Linked DNA regions of Homo sapiens: regions 1, 3, 4 and 5 are each linked to region 2. The links are chromatin contacts, found by Hi-C or POLR2A ChIA-PET in ENCODE. All regions are on one chromosome and are shown on one strand. Each heading gives the region's core, a stretch centred on a gene start or an enhancer-like site at or near the end of the contact. The rest is flanking DNA. Distances are from core to core; before and after follow the strand shown.

Region 1 (2,700 bases), core at 152-2,651, 2.6 Mb after region 2:
TAATAGTAGAGGCAACAAGCTCCGTACTTGTTCTAGAACAATGGATCATCAAATGCATATAATGAAAAATGAAATCAGTTACCTTACTTTTAAACTTTTCTAACCTTGGGAAAAAGGAAAAGATTGTATCTTACATGCTATATATATGATTTTGATCCTCAATACAGCCAAAATGTAATCCCAATTTGAAGTAGTAGCACTTTCTAGACTACCCAATATTGTTAGTAACGTTTAATTTAAATTTTAATTATACCCTCTAACAGATCTGCAAAGCTACTAGCACAGCTATTCTACCTTAATTTAGCATGAATTTAGTGACAGACTATTATGTGACCCTATTGCTTAGTAATGAAAGATTTAAAATAAGAGAAATGTAAAAATGATAATTCTGGTAAATGTAACCACTACCACCAACCCACCCCCCAAAACAAACAACTTGGGATTTCTTTCCATTTCTCGGTGATACTTTTTACAAAACTAAGTGTACCTTGTTTAACATTCGTTTTTAAAATTCACATTATTAATCTGTAAAAGTTTTGGATTTGTTCACAGTAACACTCTTTTAAAATATTTTCTATTCATATGCTTATTTTGGATTGGTGTTTTTGTCTGTAGTGCAAAGGACATAATCCAAGAACATTAATACTGGTGTAAACCAGTTTGTCCATTCAAACAGCCTAAATCCACCTCTCTGCTCCTACACTCCGGGGTCACAAAATAACTTCCCACAAGCAACACTCGCACTCTCACCTTCACCAAAACACTCCTTTCACCCTAATCAGGGAATGTATTAAAGTCTGATCCGGCGAACGGTAAATAAACTAGAAGACGATGCTCAAAATTCAGACTCCTGAGCCCAGCCCAAGTCCAATTCAATCAGTGTCTTCAGGGGTGGGATCTAAGCTCACCAAGTGGTTTCCTTTTCACTAAAGTTTGAAAACTACTAGAGACCCCTACACACATTCGCCCCAAACTCCCACAACTCCCACCACCGCCAACCAACCCCACCTACCCACCCGCGGGACACGTTACCGCCCTGCCCTGCTCAGACCTCAGGGCGACCCCGCTCCTCTCCAGGAAGCCCACCCTGGCGCCCACTCCTCCGAGTCCGCAGCTCCTCCCTCCCATCCCCGCAACCCAAACCTTTCTCCTCACTTCTTCAAATCGCTGCTAAAGAGGCCGAAGGCCCCCGAGGGGGAAATGGTTGAGGTCGCCTCCTGACCCAGCTCCGTCGCCTCCCCTCCTCCGGACTGCTCATTGTAAGGAAAACTATTGCTGGACATTGCCGCGGTGCTGGCGGGTGCGGGGTTGGTCCTGCCGGGGGTTCTCTCCAAAAGGTTCCAGTCCAGAGGGCACGGAACAAAACTAGTTCTCGTACGGAGGAGCGCGCGCAGGCGCTTCCGGACTCGTCACGGCTCCCTGAGCCGACCTGGCAGTCCACCCCCTGCGCATGCGCAGTGTGCAGGCCTGCTAGATTACCACCCGGGCCATCCAGGCCTGCGCGGACTTTCCTGCTCCGGGCTTTAGAGGTAGCTGAGCGGCTGCGAGCCGGACTGCGGAAGGGGAGGCAGCGGGTGGCTAACTGCCCGGCTCCCGGCCCGTTTGAGGTGTGTCTTTGGAGAAGGATACCCATTGCATCCGTTTTGATCCGTTAAGGAGTTTCCAGAGCCCGGACAGCTCTTTGCTATACTTCAGTAAAGCAATAGTTTTCAGATTTCTCCGGAAATGCCATTTAGCACGCCAGATCACCTTTCCTAAACCCATCACGATCGCTTTTCCTTTTCTTGCTTGTTTCGGCTACTCTCTTCCATCCGGCTTTGCCTTACTTTCATATCGGTCCCAAACAACTTTTCTCCTAGACTTTAAGGAGGCCTCTCCCAACGATGGTTTGGAGGATCCGCACAGAAGCGACCATTCCATCTTTTCAATGAAAGTCTTGGGGGCAGACCGGGCGCGGTGGCTCACGCCAGTAATTCCAGCACTTTGGGAGGCCGAGGCGGGTGGATCACTTGAGGCCAGGAGTTCGAGACCAGCCTAGGCAACATAGCGAGACCCTTTCTCTGCAAAAAATATAAAAATTAGCCGGCGTGGTGGCGCGTGTCTGTGGTCCCAGCTACTGAGGCTGAGGTGGGAGGATCACTCGAACCCAGAAGGAGGGGGTAGCGATGAGTTGAGATCTCTCCACTGCATTCCAGCCTGGGCGACAGAGCGAGACCCTGTCTCAAAAAAATGAAAAAGAAAAGAAAACATCTTGGGGCCACCAGTTCCCGTTTGGAGCTGAAGTGGTGCGTCCTATTGGCGTCTAGCTACCAAAAATAAAATGGACCACCTCGCGCGCCAGTCGTGTTACTCACTAATATGCACTAGGGAGCCTAGGCGGGATGCTTGCCTGGCCCCAGAGTAGCTCTCTCCGGGTGCTGGCACCCGAGAAAACCTCTTTCCCGGGGTGCCTTCCCCCAGCCCGCCTTCTCAGGTGGGTTTCAGCGCCTTCCCTCTCTTCTCCCCAGTGCCTCCCGTCCAAGGAAGGCATTAACACCCAAAGCCCTGGCGGCCAGGTACTGAAACTGTCAAGGGATTCTACCAGGTAGAACGCGAACCTGGAGGCCGGCCGCCCCAGGGAAGGCGGTGGGGCGTTTTCAAGGATGAGAGTATGATCTCCAAATTTCAAAAGGTCACACTGTCACTGTGGAAGCACGCAAG
Region 2 (2,700 bases), core at 17-2,516:
TGAGTATCACTGTGCATACACATGTTAAGTAAACTAAATCTCAGCATGACTGTCTTTAGTTAAGCCAATTAGGGAGGATAAAATAAGTGCATGTATCTGCAGCAAGGAATGGCTGCTTCACTGACTTCAAATCTACCACTGTGATAACTTGGTCCATTTATATTTTTATTCACTTCTTCCTTCAGGATTTGAGACCAGGCAGGTAACAGGGGTGGGGGGGGGGGGGTGCTGATTATTTAAAAATGAGCTAGTAAGTATGGTCAGATCTCAAAAATTGTTTCTTAATATGGACACACTGCAGACACAAAAAAACCCACCGCACTCTTGGAAAATATGCTATCTTCCATCTGCCCTGCTTTATGTCAACAAGGTATGAGTTATTTGAAACTCTAGAACAGTAGCATTTTCCTTACTGTTTCTAGGTTCAGAAACAAAGGAGAAAAATGAAAACTGCTTTAATGGGTGGCGGACGCACATTAGTTCACTACATTTTCAGTAGTCTCTAATCCAAGGTATCAGAAAACAAGATCAAAACTTTTGTGTGCTTCTCTGTTGCCAGAAACATAAAATAACATCTTGGTAATTATCTGGCTGACAGCAAAACAGGGGTCTGGGAATTCAAATGGAACCCCCAAGAGGCAAAGGAAGAGCGAATTAACATGCAAACTAGCAGCAGGGTGATGTCGCCTGTGCCTTTCACCAGGCCTAGCTGCACTCAAGGAAAGGGGCGCGCCAGCCCCTCCCCAAAGCAGGGACTAGAAGCAGAGGAGAAAAGCCATTGCAGTAAGCAAAAGGCCATAAGTTTTCTTCCATCACCTTCCGACCCAGCCTGTTTTAAGAAAAATCTTACTTAAGCACAACAGAGCTTTATACATGGTTATTTTTTCTCAACGTTTTAAGTGACCGGAACCTCTGATGACAGTAATCGCTCAGCATCCCTCACTCCTGCTCACTTCCTCTTCCTGCACGCCTCGGAGGGGAAACTTTGGGACCTTCCGGCACAACAGCTGAATCACTCGCGGTCTGGGGAAGAGCCCAGGGGGAGGAAACACGCGCCAAGGAACTTTAAATCTCCCTCCACTACTTTCGCCAGGGATGCAGGGACGCAGGATCTGCCCGGAGCGCTGCTACCCACCGTCGCCGCTCGCGACCAAATCCCGACTCCTCGCTCTGCGCCTCTTAGCCGCGTCGCAGCTGCAGTGTCAGCAAGTGCAGCCTCAGCAAGCACAACCGCTACCTAGACGGCAACCTGACAGTTTCAAACTGCAGGGAGGAATTAAGGACCGCCCTGGGCATTGGTCCTTTGTTTCAGCAATCTGCCGTTTGATTGGTCCGAGAGCTGGGGGCGGGGATTTGGGCCGCTGCCGGGAGAAGCCGGAATTACTTTGGAGAGCCCCGCCCCCTGGCTCCGCAGGTTGGTAGGGGGCGGGGTCCTAGGGAGCCCCACCCAGCGCCCGTGGGGATTAAATATTGCGCGTGCTCAGTTCTGTTCAGCGGCTGCAGGCTGCTAAGCGGCTCCGGGAGCTGATTTGGATAGAGGCTGTTGAGCAGGGCTGAAGTTGGCTAATGCCGTGTGCTGTTGGCTTTCAACAATTCCGGTAACCTAGATATGAGTCCTAATGCTTTCGTCTGCATAAGAACAATCCGAAATTCTGGGCCAGGTGTGGTGGTTCATGCCAGTAATCCCGGCACTTTGGGAGGCCGAAGTGGGAGGATCGCTTGAGCCCGGGAGTTCGAGACTAGTCTGGGGAACATAGGGAGACCCTTTCTCTATAAAAAATTAAAAACAAAAAAAAAATCTGCATCATCCACAGATCCCCTGCAACAGAATCACTTGGAGGTGCTTTTTTTTTTTTTGAGATGGAGTCTTGCTCTGCCGTCCAGGCTGGTGTGCAGTGGCACTATCTCGGCTCACTGCAACCTCCGCCTCCCAGGTTCAAGGGATTCTCCTGCCTCAGCCTCCCGAGTAGCTGGGATTACAGACGACCGCCACCACGCCTGGCTAATTTTTGTATTTTTAGTAGAGATGGAGTTTCACCATGTTGGCCAGGCTGGTCTCGAACTCCTGACCTCAGGTGTTCCGCCCACCTCGGCCTCCCAAAGTGCTGGGATTACAGGCGTGAGCCACCACGCCCGGCCGAAGGTGTTGATTCCTTCGGTCATGGACACCGTCAGGAAATCTGAATTTTTAACACACACTGCCAGTGATTCTGATGCAGGAGTCTGCAGACCACCCTTTGAGAAATTGCTAGTCTAGGCTGGGCGCGTTGGCTCACGCCTGTAATCCCAACACTTTGGGAGGACGAGGCAGGCGGATCACCTGCGGTCAGGAGTTCGAGACCAGGCTGGCCAACATGGTGAAACCCCATCTCTACTAAAAATACAAAAATTAGCCGGGTGTGGTGGCTTACGCCTGTAGTCCCAGCTACTCCGAAGGCTGAGGCAGGAGAATCCCTTAAACCCAGGAGGCAGAGGTTGCAGTGAGCCAAGATATCGCCACTGCACTCCTGCCTGGGTGATAGTGAGACTCTGTCTCAAAAAACAAAGAAAAAACCAAAATTGGTAGTCTAGTTTTAACTAATCTCAAACGTGTCAGACTTCAAGATAGAGCCTTCTGGTGAAGTATTGGCCTTAGAATCAGATCATAATTATAATCTAGCTTTACCATCTACTCGCTGTCACCTTGGATAATACTACTCA
Region 3 (2,700 bases), core at 118-2,617, 2.9 Mb before region 2:
ATAGATCCTAGTCCACGATGTAACTTTTCAAATGCAGAAATAAGCCATTTGTTATTTGGATAAATATACTTTTTCTGGGTATATTTTCCTGCAGATAAACTACCATTCAGAAAAGTTTATATTACATTTTTTTCTTGGTAATCTACTCCTATTTGGGGGGGGGGGCTCTTTTTGATATACACTACTGTATCCAATTACTATCAAATTAATATTATAACATGTTGAAATCATGAATATTTTAGTTATCTATATTTTCCCTTGCTAAGTTCAATTTCCCAATGATTAAAAAATGGTACTTTTAGTCTCAAATTTTAAGTTAAATAAACTAGTTGTTCCTGCAAAATGACTGTAATTCAAATGAAAATTGTTAACACGTTTAGAAGAACAAATAAATTACCTTAGTAAAAATTTAGACATTTTCTAGTATTATGTACTGTAATTTTACCTAAACTATGACAGGAAGGCAACAACTGTCACACATTTTCAAAATATATACAGCACTTCCAGTAAGATAGTCGGAACTGCTGGTATTTCTACTCACACTGATCATGTGAGGAATATTATCACGGGCATCATCACCTTAGAAAATAAAAATCAGCTAGCTATGCAAATTTTAAGTATTTTTATACAGTAAATTTTACATATAAGAATAATCTGAGGGAAGGAAACTGATATTTATCTCATTACCCTTGTTGCAGTTGGGTATAAAAACGTCCACCACTCCCATTTTGAATCATTTGCCGTACAGAAAATACAGGACATTTTAATTTCTCATGATGGCAGGTTAGGGAGAGAAAGGCTTGTTATTTCTAAGAGCAAGAAACTACAGTTTTATAGGATTGAACACCTGGAGGCGTAAACATTTTATAAATCACTGAATTCTAATTACATAGTAGTTTATACGCCAGATACAACATACGTCAAAAGCCTATCTTGTTCTAAGCGGGCAGCCATCCACCGGCGTCTACCTACCGAAGCCATTTCTGCTTTTTACCAGCGACGCTGGAACAGTGTTATTGTGGGATATGTTCAGTGTTGAACAGGCTCCCAGGGCACGGCTGTTACTTTGGAGGTTATGCTGGGGTACAGAAGTTAGGCTGGGGCAGGGCCATCCACCTAGGAGGGCCCAGCACAGTCTGGGCAACCACACCGGCGGGCCGTTTTGCTCACAGCCCCACCGCGCCGGGCAGCGTCTGCAGCTGCTGCGTGCGAGACCCAGAGGCTCCGGTCAGCGCGCCGGCCGCAGGGAGTGCGAGCACTTGTGAGCCCCGCGCCGGGCCGGTGAAGTCTGGTGCTGCCGAGCCCGCTTAGAAAGCACGGCCGCGCGCTGTCGGACGCAGGCCCACAGGCCCAGCCGACCCAGGCAGCAATTTTCCTAGCCCCGCCGCCGTTGCCAAGGCGACCGCCGCCGAATGTTCCCGCCGCGGGCTCCGCCCCCCGGCCAATCGGACCGGCGCTCGGTGAAGCCCAGATTCTCTTTGTTCCGCAGCCATTTCAGGCCCCGGACAGGAGGCAGTGCCGCTTCGGCCGAAGGCCCGAGCGCCCGAGGCGTCTGGGATGGTGTGGGACCGGGTAGGTGGCGTGAGGGTGCGCGGCCCCGAACTGCAGGGGCGGGAACGGAGGCTGGGAGCGCCGAGCTGCCTGACGCGCCTACGGGAGAGACGCCGGGCTCGCCCGCTCTCTCGGCGCCTGCCCGGCCGTTTGAAGCCGAGAGGCAGCGGCGGCGCGGTTCTAACCCCAACAGCTGCCCGCCCAGGCGCCCTGCGGGACCCGGGTAGGGAGCAGGCGACGGCGGCTCCTCAAGCGTCCGAGGATCCCGTTAGGGGCGGCAGGAGCCCGTTACAAGGGGCGGGAAGGGAAGGGTCTTACATTCAGGGGAGCGTTTGCCTCGCCTGTTAAGCTGTGGCGTTTGAGGGCCCTTGAGTGCTGCAGTCGGCTGCCCCGGGACGGCTGCCTTTCACTGGTTCTGGGCGCTGGCCGGCGCTGCCCGAGATGGGCCAGTCTTTGTCCCGCCCTGGGCCCCTCTGCCCGGGTCTCCTGCGTCCGCACACAGCGCCCATCGTCCTTACATGCAGCTTGCCGTTCTCTTCCTCCCGGCGGTTCTTTCTCCTTGGGGCCTCTTGGCCTCACGACATGTTTACATAATGTTTGTGACTGTACGAGTTTTGCGTGGGCTTGTGGGTTTTGCCCTTCTACCTCCACTCCCATGCGTACAAGCAACAGGGAACAGCTGCTGAGGAGCAGATTGGCCACCACAATCAAGCTATTTTCGGAATGACTTTCTTTAAAAATGATCGCGTGTTGCTTACTGATTTTAAAAATCAACTGGATTTTGCAAGGATTGCTTAGAGTTTAAGTCTGTTATCTTAATCGCTAATCAGGATGGTCTATCAGTAGATGTAAATGTAGAAATTTGAAATTGGAGGCTATCTACAAATTGATTTTGACAGCTGTATTAAGAAGCTTAATAACTGTCCTTTGAAACAGTAATGACTTAAATGATGAATGTGTAAGTGGTACTTTTTTTACCCTAAAGAAAAGATACTTTTAAAATTGCAAGATGTATGGTGTAATAGGTGTTTGGAAATGAAGGTTGTAAAATGGCTGTCCTGACGTACTACTCACTTTTAGAATAACAAAAGTTCCTGCAGCTTTTTAAGTTTCCCTGTTATATCAAAGCTTTCATGTTAGAGTGGTGAA
Region 4 (2,700 bases), core at 161-2,660, 2.6 Mb after region 2:
GTGCTTTTTGTCTATCATCTCTAGCTAGTGTTTCACAGTGGGGGGAGTATCATTTCCTGGGTGACTTTGCATAGAGCAAGCTCCCCAAAGGCCAAGGAATACTCAATCTAGATTCTTCCAATCCTCCGGTACCCACCAAGTCAAAAGAATTCTGGCTCCCTGTAGCTTCATCTAAGTGCTTTTCTGTTAGAGGAGAAAAGTGAGGAAAGCGATGCTCTTTCAATAAGTTCGGCAGGGTGGGGCAAGGAATGGTACAAATTGATTTTTTTTTTTTCTTGAGACAGAGTCTCGCTCTGTCTCCCAGGCTGGAGTGCAGTGGCCCGGTCTCGGCTCACTGCGACCTCCACCTCCCGGATTCAAGCGATTCTCCTGCCTTAGCCTCCAGAGTAGCTGGGACTACAGGCGTACGCCACCACTCCCGGCTAATTTCTGTATTTTTAGTAGAGACGGGGGTTTCACCATATTGGCCAGGCTGGTTTCGAACTCATGACCTTGTGATTCGCCCGCCTCGGCCTCCCAAAGTGTTGGGATTACAGGCGTAAGCCACCGCGCCCGGCCGGTACAAATTAATTTAACACATCTTTTGATAATCTCATCCTTGGTGTTGGAAAAGACGGGAAAATCCAAAAGTGTCTATTTTGTGCCCAAATGCTCAAGTTAATACTCGAGGGCCTTGATCTCTGGCCTCTTGCCATCCCTCTCCCCATTATTTCTGAAGAAGTAGCCATTTTGCAGATTCCGGAGGATGGGAGCCACGGCCGGCCCCTGGTACTGAATCTCATCTCCTTCTCAAGGCTCCTTGGATCAAGTTGGGACCGGCAGCGCCAAGGCTGCTCTCCGTGATTTAGCAGCAACCTAGAGTCAGAGAGACCGGAAGATGGGAGGCCGGGATTCTCAGGTGGGGTCAGGGGTATGCAAAAATCCTTAGCAGCGGCCGCGCCCCCGCCCCGGGGAGGTAATTTGCGGAGGGCGGTGCAGTAGCCTCTCCAGTGCCCGCGTCCCACGGTCTAACGGCACTGCTCCCGGGGTGCGCGGCCCACGACTCAGGCTGCCTCCCCCAACCTGACAAGTGTGCGTCCTTACCACAAAATGCCACCACTTCCCTAAGTGACGCTGGGCCCCGAGGACCTGATTTGAAATCGGTGTTCAGAAGACCGAGCCCGGCTGGACGCAGCTGGCCTCCGGCTGAGAGCGGAGGGGAAGGGTTCCATACTCTCCGAGGATCCCGCGGGCTCGTGGCGTGTGGAACGCTTTTCATCGCTTTCAGTTCCCGTTTCCTTCGCCCCGACTGCCTACTCGGTCGCAGCTAAAGCCCGGAGCGTGGGATCCGGGCCCGGAGGAACGGGATGGCGAACGCGAGCTGCGCCGCGGCCAGGAGCCCGCCGCACCGGGCATGCTCAGTGGCGCGGCCGGCTGGGTGGCCCGCGAGCTGCACCCGGATCTGCTCGGCGGCGGCGACGTGAGCGCGCAGGGGGGCGGCGGCCTCGCCTCGTCTCTCTCTCTGCGCCTGGGTCGGGTGGGTGACGCCGAGAGCCAGAGAGATGTCGGATTTCGACAGTAACCCGTTTGCCGACCCGGATCTCAACAATCCCTTCAAGGTGAGCTTCGGCCCCAGCATCTCCTGCCGCCGCGACGCGTCGTTGTTTGTGAAAACGGACGAGTTCCTTCGCGCCCACTGCGTCTGCCCCTCGGCTCCCCTTAGCAGCCCAGAGAGGGGCGCGGGGCCGCCGTCCTCCATTTGGGGTCGCGCCCCGGCCCCGTGTCACTCCTTTGGGTTTTGGGGCTTGGGGGTGGAACCTCCTCAGCTCGTGCCCGGTCGCCCTTCCACACGTCCCCGACTGGTGAGGGTCGTGTCTGCAGCCGGGACTGGGCCCGCGCGCCCGGAGGGGTCCTGGCCCGCCTCTCAGGAGAGAAAGCCGAGGGCAGGTAGAGTCGCCCCTTGCCAAGCAAGTGTGGCTGGCAGGGCCGGGAGTCGGCGGAGGGGGGCCCGCCCTGGGGTGGGGTTGTCATGGGGACCCGAGGTGGCGGCGGCGGAGAGCTGCGTGGGGTGATGGCAGAGGTGTGGAGGAGGAGAGAGGTGAGGGCACCGAGTATGCTGCAATTAAAAAAAAAAAGGTTATGTTTTTATTTTTTAAACTTGTGTTGCACCCAAATACCACCAGTGGCGCTGCCATCCCCCCTCTTTCTGTTAGGTTGAGGTTGAGGTTATTGATACCAAAGCAAAACTTAAAAATAAACATATCTGGAAAACAATAGTGCACGTGGACGACCTCTTCCCTACCCAGCTGCTTCTAGCAAGGTAAACGATGGGATATTTTCCAAGCTCCTAGTGCGTCACCGGTTCTCTGGGCTATGTGAGGATACCATTTCCTACTTGAGCTGCTTTTCTTCTTGGAGTCGACCTTATCAACCCCGGCTTCGGAAGGGCTTGGCACAGAATCCTGCAAAGGAAGGCGGCTGAGATATTCATCGTCTGCGTTTAAATGAATGCAACATCTAAATAACTCTCTCTTTGAAAGTATTCTGAATTTCCTAATGAGTGTAACTGTTAGCACGTGTAATTTGTTTCCAACTGTTGGTTGAAGTTGTTTCTCAATCCCCCCGGCCATGTGCAGTAGTAACTTTAATTTGCAGTCACACAGAATAAAACAGGAACTCTAATTTGTGGTCACACAAGTGTCACTTCTGGCTTGTTGAGTT
Region 5 (2,700 bases), core at 1-2,500, 2.1 Mb after region 2:
TGGCAATGTAAATTGATAGCTTATCTTCACAGGTATGGGACAAAGAACAGAACTCAAAGTCACCCCTCTACCCACCTGAGACAAATGCGTAACTGACTGCTTCCTCTGCCCTACTGTGTATGTAAAATCGCAGATTCATTTAGCCGACTAAGGCATAAGTGACTATTCTTCTATCCCTCTCTCACATGTAAATTGTGTATTAAGTGAAAAGCTGATCAAAGACTCAAAAGAATGCAACCATTTGTCTCTTATCTATGACCTGGATGCCCCCCAACCTTCTAGTTGTCCTGCCTTTCTGGAGGGAACCAAGGTACACCTTACCCATTGACTAATATCTGAGGTCTCCCTAAAACGTATTACACCAAGCTGTGCCCCAACCGCCTTGGGCACATGTCATCAGGACCTCCTGAGGCTGTGTCATGGGCACGTCCTTGGCAAAATAAACATTCCAAATTAAGACCTGTCTCAGATACTTCTGGTTCACAAGTTATTTAAACAGCATCTCACAGCCTCTGGGGCGAGCTTCGGGGAATCTGACTGGAGAAAGTGAGGCCACATAAGTTTGCTGAGTGTGCTAGAAGTTCAGGCCCAGTTCTCAAAGCCTGCCAGTCACGCCAGCCATGTTAGGTCACACGGCTCCACTACGGTCTTTTTTGACGAGGCCCAGATCCTCCGCATCCCCCTAAACTTCAGAGCCTGCTTTCAAGCCCATTTGAGAGCACAGCTGGGATCCCGCTTCCCCGGGCCAAGTTCAGCAAGGAGAGGCCGGCGCGCGCACACAGGAGGCACGGGATCAGGGCCCGGCCCGCCCTCGCAGGCCGCGGCCCACCACCTTCCCACCGCGGGCGCCGAGAAACCGGGCCACCGCCGACTCTTCCGGCAAATCAGAGCGGCCAGTGAGCGGAGAGGGACGGGAAGCGGCGTGCGAGGCTGGCGGGCTCGGGCGTCAGCGCGCCCCGCTGGGTCCCTGCCAGTCCCAGCCAACTGCGGAGCCCCGGGTGCGGCCTGGAGTTCGGAGCCCGCCTCGGGCCTCCTCGGGCCTGCGCTCCGCTCAGCCTCGCGGGCCGCCATGAGGTGACGAAGAGGAGGTGCAGGGCGCCGCTCCCGGCTCCTTACCGCTTCACCACGCCGGTCTTGATCTTGATCTGTCTCACGCGAGGATCGGCCATGGTCCCTCGAGCGCCGCGAGAAGGAGGGGCGGAGAGCCGGGGTAACCGTGGAGGGCGACGCGCAGAGGCTGCGGCTATTTAGGCGTGGTCGCCGGCGCGCATGCGCAGGCTGCGCGGCCCGTCGTCCCCGCCACGCCCCGCGGGGCGGGTTTACTAGAGGGCGGTACCCTGCTCCCGCCAGTCCCTTTACCCCTCGTGCGCCCCTTTACCCGTAGTGAAACGTGCCCTCCTCCTCTCTCTCGGACTGCCCCTCTTTTTACTTCAGGCGCAAGTTACACTATCCCGGTCTCCACAGCCTGGGCCTTTGGGGAAACTAACGTCTCTCTGGGACGTTGCTTTGCGGGATTATCTGCTTAATGGACGGAGTGACCTAAAAAATGTATTAAGGGTATTTTCGATGTCGTTATCTGGTGTCAGATGAGGCAGAGTGATGCATGTGTAGTGAAACAAACTGCCATCATGCACGCAGTCAAGAAAATCCTTGCCCTTTACCTCAAATCCCTGCAAGAAGGTTTGTAGATAACGTGCCTTTCAAAGGAAATGACTAACAGAACTTCTTCAGATGATCACTTATAGTGTATCCTAAATATTTAACTTACAAGAATGTGTGTCGCACACAAAACCTTGGGCTTCCTAATCAGACAAACCGGCTTACAATCGAGGTTCCACCCTTTAATAGCTAGACTATTAGCTAGACAACACTGATACGTATGCTGTTTAGCCTTGCAGCTGATCAGTCTGCAAAATGGAAATAATAATGTCCATTTTACAGATTAGGTATAAGGGTTAAAACACCTAGCTCATTGTCTGACGCATGGTAGATGCTGAACAACATTTGACTATTTTATATGTTCAAAAATATATTTGTTGCATAAAATGAGGCACATCTACAGTGAGCTCTAGCAGTCCCTTCCTAAGAGAATCTCCTGAGGAATACAGGGCAGAATCGCCCTTTTTAAAATTGCTTTTCTTTTTCTTTTTCTTTTTTTTTTTTTTGAGACAGATTCTCACTCTGTCGTGCAGTGGCTTGATCTCGGCTCACTGCAACCTCCGCCTCCTGGGTTCAAGTGATTCTCCTGCCTCAGCCCCTAGAGTAGCTGGAATTATAGGCGCGTTCCACTATGCCTGGCTAATTTTTTTTTTTTTTTTTTTTTGTATTTTTAGTAGAAACGGGGTTTCACCACGTTGGCCAGGCTGGCTAGAACTCCTGACCTCAGGTGAGGCCCACCTCACCCTCCAAAAGTGCTGGGATTACAGTCATGAGCCACCGAGCCCACCCCCTTTTTAAAATTTCTTGGTACCATCCTTCAAAGACACCCATATGACTGTCTTTTTCCTTCCCTAGCCTGACTTACTCATTCTCACTTTCATGACTGGTCCTGGAATCCCCTTCTATCCCGCCAGCCCAAGGCCGTTACTTTAAATCCAGGATCAAAACTGAGCAAAGTCTACTATGACTCACCCCACCTGTTCAATCTTCCCTGGATGCTTTGGAGTCACCCAGTAGTCATCATTATTTTTAGTATATTTC

What was found. Hi-C counts contacts between places; a loop is a spot of excess contacts on that map. ChIA-PET counts read pairs that join two places held with the same protein, here RNA polymerase II (POLR2A). Pooled maps may share reads with other maps.
Region 1: a map of CD8-positive, alpha-beta T cell shows a loop between it and region 2 (12-fold over the local background). The contact joins the promoter of AP3B1 here to the promoter of POC5 in region 2. A Hi-C loop is called at or near these places in 3 of 168 maps with a recorded cell type or tissue (CD4-positive, alpha-beta T cell, CD8-positive, alpha-beta T cell and naive thymus-derived CD4-positive, alpha-beta T cell) and 8 of 50 pooled maps.
Region 3: a loop to region 2 is called in a map of B cell, with 9 times the contacts of the local background. The contact joins the promoter of TNPO1-DT here to the promoter of POC5 in region 2. A Hi-C loop is called at or near these places in 1 of 168 maps with a recorded cell type or tissue (B cell) and 6 of 50 pooled maps. POLR2A ChIA-PET finds 5 or more read pairs at or near these places in 1 of 52 experiments (GM12878).
Region 4: a map of CD4-positive, alpha-beta memory T cell shows a loop between it and region 2 (14-fold over the local background). The contact joins the promoter of SCAMP1-AS1 here to the promoter of POC5 in region 2. A Hi-C loop is called at or near these places in 2 of 168 maps with a recorded cell type or tissue (CD4-positive, alpha-beta memory T cell and naive thymus-derived CD4-positive, alpha-beta T cell) and 8 of 50 pooled maps.
Region 5: a map of CD8-positive, alpha-beta T cell shows a loop between it and region 2 (8-fold over the local background). The contact joins the promoter of TBCA here to the promoter of POC5 in region 2. A Hi-C loop is called at or near these places in 3 of 168 maps with a recorded cell type or tissue (CD4-positive, alpha-beta T cell and CD8-positive, alpha-beta T cell) and 10 of 50 pooled maps.

The regions. Positions count from the first base shown.
Region 1 is chr5:78,293,297-78,295,996 of GRCh38, forward strand. AP3B1 (adaptor related protein complex 3 subunit beta 1) reads right to left here and starts at 1,402. Exons shown (of 27, transcript NM_003664.5): 1 at 1,156-1,402. The coding sequence starts at 1,283. RefSeq lists enhancers at 1,665-2,238, 2,613-2,662.
Region 2 is chr5:75,716,171-75,718,870 of GRCh38, forward strand. It overlaps POC5 (POC5 centriolar protein), which reads right to left and starts at 1,267. Exons shown (of 12, transcript NM_001099271.2): 1 at 1,136-1,267. LOC441087 (a long non-coding RNA gene) reads left to right here and starts at 1,262. Exons shown (of 3, transcript NR_149046.1): 1 at 1,262-1,414. RefSeq lists an enhancer at 663-972.
Region 3 is chr5:72,815,181-72,817,880 of GRCh38, forward strand. TNPO1-DT (TNPO1 divergent transcript) reads right to left here and starts at 1,368. Exons shown (of 9, transcript NR_186518.1): 1 at 973-1,368. It overlaps TNPO1 (transportin 1), which reads left to right and starts at 1,481. Exons shown (of 25, transcript NM_002270.4): 1 at 1,481-1,572. The coding sequence starts at 1,558. RefSeq lists enhancers at 1,048-1,127, 2,208-2,257 and silencers at 1,388-1,487, 1,528-1,747.
Region 4 is chr5:78,359,131-78,361,830 of GRCh38, forward strand. It overlaps SCAMP1-AS1 (SCAMP1 antisense RNA 1), which reads right to left and starts at 1,411. Exons shown (of 2, transcript NR_105014.1): 1 at 1,084-1,411; 2 at 1-855. SCAMP1 (secretory carrier membrane protein 1) reads left to right here and starts at 1,487. Exons shown (of 9, transcript NM_004866.6): 1 at 1,487-1,598. The coding sequence starts at 1,542. RefSeq lists enhancers at 539-1,135, 937-1,026, 1,057-1,216, 1,136-1,732, 2,127-2,246 and silencers at 1,397-1,486, 1,917-2,036.
Region 5 is chr5:77,775,089-77,777,788 of GRCh38, forward strand. TBCA (tubulin folding cofactor A) reads right to left here and starts at 1,251. Exons shown (of 4, transcript NM_004607.3): 1 at 1,117-1,251. The coding sequence starts at 1,169. RefSeq lists silencers at 848-1,017, 1,138-1,397.